Linked DNA regions of Homo sapiens: region 1 is linked to region 2. A link is a contact called in ENCODE Hi-C data. All regions are on one chromosome and are shown on one strand. The core of a region is the stretch at or near the end of the contact, and the rest is flanking DNA. Distances in the headings are between cores, read along the strand shown. Region 1 has its middle 100 kb from the start of LINC01228. Region 2 holds the start of LINC01229 (long intergenic non-protein coding RNA 1229).

Evidence for each region. A loop is a pair of places that touch in the nucleus more often than their neighbours do. Pooled maps may share reads with other maps.
Region 1: a loop to region 2 is called in a map of sigmoid colon, with 3 times the contacts of the local background. The contact joins the enhancer-like site here to the promoter of LINC01229 in region 2. A Hi-C loop is called at or near these places in 1 of 168 maps with a recorded cell type or tissue (sigmoid colon) and 5 of 50 pooled maps.

The regions. Positions count from the first base shown.
Region 1 is chr16:79,926,592-79,930,022 of GRCh38, reverse strand. No RefSeq gene overlaps it. Among named protein-coding and RNA genes, the nearest start is that of LINC01228, 100 kb to the right of the region's middle. Within about 2 kb of position 1,487, at least 2 of the 41 ENCODE cell types and tissues checked have a DNase peak (open chromatin) inside an H3K27ac peak, as active enhancers do.
Region 2 is chr16:79,768,897-79,772,025 of GRCh38, reverse strand. It overlaps LINC01229 (long intergenic non-protein coding RNA 1229), which reads right to left and starts at 1,555. Exons shown (of 4, transcript NR_104660.1): 1 at 1,499-1,555. It overlaps MAFTRR (MAF transcriptional regulator RNA), which reads left to right and starts at 1,494. Exons shown (of 6, transcript NR_104663.1): 1 at 1,494-1,579; 2 at 2,804-2,873. RefSeq lists silencers at 1,235-1,284, 1,209-1,407 and an enhancer at 1,405-1,454.

The sequences.
Region 1 (3,431 bases), core at 238-2,737, 160 kb before region 2:
CAGGGGCCTGCCCAGATTCCTGCAGCCCTCATTTCTCCCTCTTCTGAGGTCTGTGTTGGGTTACTGAGCACAGAAATCTTAGTACTTAAGGTTTTCTTACTAATTCATGAGTATTAATTTGTCCTCAGCTAGACTATAAACGTCTCAAGAGGAACCAGAGAATTATCTTTGTATAATACATGATACCCTTTAAAAAACAAAGAACTTTGTTGCTTAACTATGATGTGTTGGCAGTTGCCCTGAAGACGAAGTTATTTGTATAAATAACCAGAGGAAAATTGAACCAGTGCCTGGACATATTTTTTCTTGAAAGAAAACAGACATTGGTGTAAAATAGAGGTGGATTTAGATCCAGCCCCAACCCTTATTTTTTGAGAAATAAGAATAGCAAATTACATTGCTCCCCTGAGTCTAAGTGTCCACATCTCTAAAGCAGCCACATTTCTCTTCAGATGATTGGAAATAATCCAGTGATACATACAACTTGATGTCTGACAATTGACAAACCTAAGAGTAGCTATAGGCAGAGGAGGCACTGGAGCCCTGACTCAGCCATTTACTAGCTATATGAGCTTGGGTATGCTGTTAGTCACTCATTGCCTCAGTTTTTTAATCTGTAAAATGGAGTGATAAGAATAGGAGTTCATAGAATAAAACCTTTTTGAGTGAATACACATTTAGAGTATTCAGATATGTCTGACACACAATGATCAATAACTTCTAGGAAATAACATCAGTTATTTTTCATAATGATATAAGATGCAATGAGCACATGAGACAGAAAAATGTGCTTTACAGAAGAAGAGAAGTTGAGATGGGCCTTGAAACACAGGCTGCTTTCTGAATGGCTAGGAGGTTCCACACATTCCAGGCAAAGGAAACGGTATAGGCATGGCAGTGGGGAAGGATGTGGCCTTCCTAGAGGATTGGGAACAGATTTATGGATAATATCTCTTGTCCACATTATACCTCTGGGATGCTGGGATGAGAAGGGTGAAGCAGAAGTTGGAGGCGGCTTTCCTGAAGCATCTGGGATGACCAACCTCAAATTCTGACATTGGCAACATTCATACATTTATATTCGACTTACCCTCCATGGATTTTACTCTGCACACTGTGTACTGATTTGTCACTTTTTTAGGGTAAGATTATGTCTCTGAGTAAGCTGATTAGTGTTAGACTGATTGTTTTAAAATAACTCGAGCGGCATCTGAATTTATTTACATACATGATATTGCCTTCTATAAACACAGCTGTATGCAGAAAGAAAATTCAACGGTATTTTAGGAAGTTAAGCCAACAGTTTAGCTGTAATAAAGGCAGCTTTCTCATTCTGGTTTCTCTTTATTTTTTCTTTCTGGACTAAGTTTTTCTGCAAGGATTGAGCCTAAATGCTTCTGCCCAGAAAAGTCTCAGGGAGTGGGAGAGTTGACATTCTGCTGGCCACGGGGAACAGCCATCAGGAGGAGGCAGAGTGCGTCTTTTAGGGAGGTGACCTCTCCTGGCACCAATTCCAGGAAGCGAGGCCATGCTGGCTTTCAAGCAAATGTGGAAACAGTCATGAGTCTTAGGACCCTTTCATATTCTGTGCAGGGCAAGGCTTTTCTGATTTCGTTGGTTCCATGTGTATTTAGAGAACAACATTCTGTGTTGCCAGGCTCTGTGTTGGGCTCTGGAGATTCAGTGATAAAAAAGGAAGATGCAGACCCTGCCCTCATGAACCTTACACTCTATGGGTAGAGTCAGGTGATCGGTAAGAGGTATGAAAATGACTATGTAAATGCCATTATGATGAAGGCAATCACGTATTAGGTTGATGCAAAATTAATTGTGGTTTTTGCAATTAAAAACATAATTGCAAAAATCTTACTTTTGCATCAACCTCATACAAGGACATGCAATGGGCCACTTGATGGCAGGAAAGCAAGTGATAAGAGAACACTCCTCTGAAGAAGTGGCATTTACACTGAGAACTATGGGATGAAAATGGATTGACTAGGTGAAGAGGCAAGGAAAGAGTGTTAGCTTGAAGGGACGAACTTGGTGCATTCAAAGGAGGAGAAAGAGGACAGTGGGGCTGAGTAGAAGAGAGTGAGGTGAGGATGCAGAGGAAGTCAGAAGCCAGACCAATTAAGCAGGTGCGGGCTGTGCTGTGCATTTTCACTTTATCCTCTGAACAATGAGAATCCATCAATGGGTTTAAGCCATGGAGTGACATGGTCAGATTTGTGTTTCAAAATGACCAGAAGAGAATGGATTTGTAGGAGACATGAAAAGGGATGTGGCACATCCATCAAATGGCTACTGCAGAGGTGTAGGCAAGAGGGGAGGGTGACTAAGACAAGGGCAGGGGCAGTAGAGACAGAAATGGGCAGTCAGATTGAGACAGAAGTTGGGGATTTGATCAATGCAGCTCACGTTTGACTGCACGTGAGGAAAAGGAAATAACAGGTCCAATTAACATTTTTGTTTGTTTGTTTTTGACCTGAGTAACATTAGTGGTAGTGATACCACTCAAGGAAATGGGAGAAGATAGGAGAGAAGCAGGCTAGAGTTAGAATGTAAAAATTATGAGCATTCTTTGGCTTATGTAAAATGTATGATGATTATAAACTTCTAACAGGAGATGGGGGAAGACAGAGATGTATAGGTCTGAACATCCAAGACGGACTTTGGCTGGATATTTTGCTGGAAAGAGAGAAAGTAAGTATGCAAAACCATGAGAGTGGATGAGATTATGGAGAAAAACAGGACGAGGGTAGCAGCAGAAGCTTATGAAGATGTGAGTTCCTTGAAATCATCTCTGCTAATTCAAGACATTGCAGGCAGTTCGAAGTTCTGTCTGGGGAACAGGTGTCTGAAACAAGTTTTGTATATAATAGGATGGGACTCAGAAAAGTAAGCTGTGCACACAGACAATGCACCAATTCCAACAGGAGGATTTACACCATTTGTCCTCCTGATGTGTCACGATGCAGGGAAATGTCAGCTGTACATCCACAGAGGATTTATGTCAGCACTCCATCGCGGCCAGTTTTTGAAGCCCATCGCAGGAGGGATTTATTAGGCCCTGGCGCTAGATCACTTTTTCTTAGGATTTTGACTGCAACACATTCTTCTTTTGATTATTTAAGCTCTCGTTATTTTTTAGCCCATTGCCACAAAGTCTTCTGAGTAAAATGGAAGAGCTTCCTAGTGCCCAATAAGAGAAAGAAAATACAAGAAGGAAAATGTTGGTAAGAGATTAATTTTGCTCTAAAAACGCCTCCATGTGGACATTATCTTAGTGGAATTGCTTACAAAAATGTATTAGCTAACATCAAGAGGCAGTTTAGTGGAAGCCGGAATGGTCCCCGATCCCAGCTCTGTCACTTACTAGCTGTGTTTCCTGGCACAACTCACTTAACTTCTCTGTGCCTTCTAATCACATC
Region 2 (3,129 bases), core at 306-2,805:
AGACCCAGTGCAAAATGAAAACACGGGACCTCTTCTTCAAATCGTATTAATAACTTCAAAACAGCAACAGCAGAGCAGTAAACCAAGTGTAAGACCTTCTAAGTACAGAATCTGTGCATTTGGGCTGGTCACACACCCACAAAGCAAGCTGGGGTTTGAGGATAACACATAGAGAGAGTCTGGATTCGATTTTTGCAATATACACCATTTCTTTAGGAAAGTTCAAACTTTCCCTCTGAAGGCTCTAATCTAAGTCTGCTGAATGAATTGACAAGAAATTAACAGGAGAAAAGCCATAACAAAGCTATTCAATCATAGTTTTATGTGACATGGGAGCCCTCAAAATGAAGACCGCAAGTCCCAGATAAAAATAGATACCCCGGGTATCTGTTTTTACCCGGGCTTAAGTTTGATGAAGCATGGATAGCCAGGTAGAAATAGGGTTAGACAAAGAAGAGTCTGATCTAATAGCAAGAGACTGAGGCAGAAAACCCAGCACGGCCTGTCTGTTCAAATTTTTCTTAGCTTCTCTATGTAGCACGTCTTCCTCTCCAGTATGGGGCAGGACCTACAACCCACAAGGTAGGTCAGAGAATTTCTTTATGGCCATTTCTGAAAAGTGCTTGCAGAGGTTCCTGGCATCATGAAACCAGAGTGTCTTGGGAATCAGACTGGCTTGGGTTTGAATCCTGTGTAACCATGTACTAACAGAATTTCTCTGACACTTCCACTCACCATTTTGAACTTCAATTTCCCATCTATTAAATGGAGACAGGGCAACCCACTCTCCGAATTACAATTAATTAGAGGATTAAATGCAATAAGGCATAGAAAGCAAACAAAATTCGAGGTCAAAGCCCGGTACATAATAAATGTTCCAAATTGCCCTTCATTTTGGGCACAGATCTTGCAGATCAGTTCAAACAAAAACACACTATATATTAAAAGTGAGGCTATTGTAATTGAAGACCAAGAGAGATTCGGAAACCTGACAAATCGTTTTCAACCTGTCCGTTCTTTTGCCTCTAATGAGACTTCTCCTTTGGGTGGGAAGAGATGACCTTCTGAAAAGGCCCTCCGTCCGCGTCAGAATTTGGCGACTAAAGCATGCATGAGCTGGGAATGGTGACAAGTTGCAAAGGGAAAGGGGGAGGGTAGGCAGGGTAAGAAAGAAAACTTAGGGCTGGGGTGTGAAGGGTCTCTTGGTTTGTTTTCCTGGCTGGGACAGCGAACTTCTCCGCAGCCAAGTTTCTGGAGCGGGGCCGGCCGCTTCGCGGCTCCCATTGGTCCGGCCGCGGCTGTTGCTAGGCGGATGGACCAATGGCGCGCGAAGGGCGTCTGGGCTCCTCCTCTTCTGGGCCGCGGCTGGAGCCCGGGAAGCGGCGGCGTCCGCGCTTCTCCCGGCGGCTCTTTCTCTTCTTCTTTTTTTTTTTTTTTTTTAAGGCGGGGCGGGGCTGGGGGCGCGGCGTCGCGGAGCTCGGGCCGGTGGAAGGTTTACCTGCTAGGCTCGTCCCACCTGTGTGGAGCTCCCATCGCCCTCCAGCGTTGCGCAGCCTGAAGGGACAGGACGGACAAGCGGGTATTTTTTCCCCCTCACGCAAATGTGTATTTTGTGTTTTAATAATTTTATCAACTCGGTGAACTCTCGCGAGAGCACTCGCTGCGTGTCTTGCCTCTGTCGTCCTTCCCAGTCTCTAACCGGCCCCTGGGCCACCTCTCACAATTGAGCCCCCAGCCCTTGAACACACGCACACACGCACACACGCTGAGCTACCGCCAATGCTTGAGCCCCCAGCCCTTACACACACCCATACACGTGCACAAACACACACACACGCTGAACCAACTTCAACACTTGAGCCCCCAGCCCCTAGAGAGAGACACACACACACACGCTGATGCGGGAGCATTTAGCACAGTTTCCTTGCTGAAAAAGCAGGACCTCGGTTTAGAAAATGGAAATTGCCCAGGAGGAAAAGAGAGCTGAGATATATGCAGCCCCAGGTACTTAGGGTTAGTAATAATATTGTTAATAATACTATCGTTTCTGAGGGGTTTCTACCAGATACTGTGTTGAGTAGTTGCCATGCTTAATCCTATTTAGAGCTTGGTGTGCCCATGGGTAAACAGAGGCACTGAGCAGGGGAGGCAGAAGCAGGACTGGAAACTGTCTGTGTAACTTTGGAGCTCTTGGTTCTATCCACTTACTGGTGTGGTTGCATGGCTGTACAACTGCCCATGTGGTTATGGCCCCCATCTGGGGATAGGTCTCAGTAGAACCTACATCGCCAGGGCTATGCCAGCCTTATGCAGTCCTATGCATAACTACCAATTCTCAGAATGAGCATGTTTATCACCCTTGGCCCATCCTGCCCCATCACTGTATTTAACACTTGCATCTTAGGTGGATCTTCCTCAATAATCCTGGAATGAGTAGAAAAGACCCATGTTCTGTGTGTTTGGGGAACATCTTATCTTCATCCTGCAACACACATCCACCTCGGCAGCTTCCCCTCAACTAATGTGGGAACCACAACTCAGAGAGGAAAGTGACTGGATCAAGGCTACTCTGATCAAAGCTGGTCACTTCCCACATCTGTGAGACAGCAGAGCCAGTTCTCTGCTTGGTGAAGCAATTCCGTAAAAGCATTTCTCTAACAAGTGACTGCAGACTTCACGTGAACTCAGCTGCATACTGGAAGTCACTGTGATTCTAATTTTATGAAGAATTATCAAGTTGAGCATATTTAAAACTGTGTGGGGCTTTTTTTCTTATACAGTTTCCTTTTTTCTTTTTTTCAAGGTGCCTCCTTCTAATTCATCTTCACCATTGTGGTTGTCAATATGGCATGCAGAATTATCCCTCTTTCCAGGTGAGGACGCGGAGACATGGAGACACATGTAGCCCAGACACATAACAACACAGTAGGCAGGCCCAGTCTTGGAGCACAGATTCTTCCTCCCCCTCCCCACACCTTAGCTAGCTTCTTTGCTCTCCCTGAGTGCCTATGGCTTACAAGTTATCCATTTACAACAAAAGGTTGTTTATTCAGAATGTAGGGACTGGGAATACAGAAGCCAAAAAAAAAAAAATGAAGTGAGAAATGAAATCCCTTCTGTTTTGTTGTT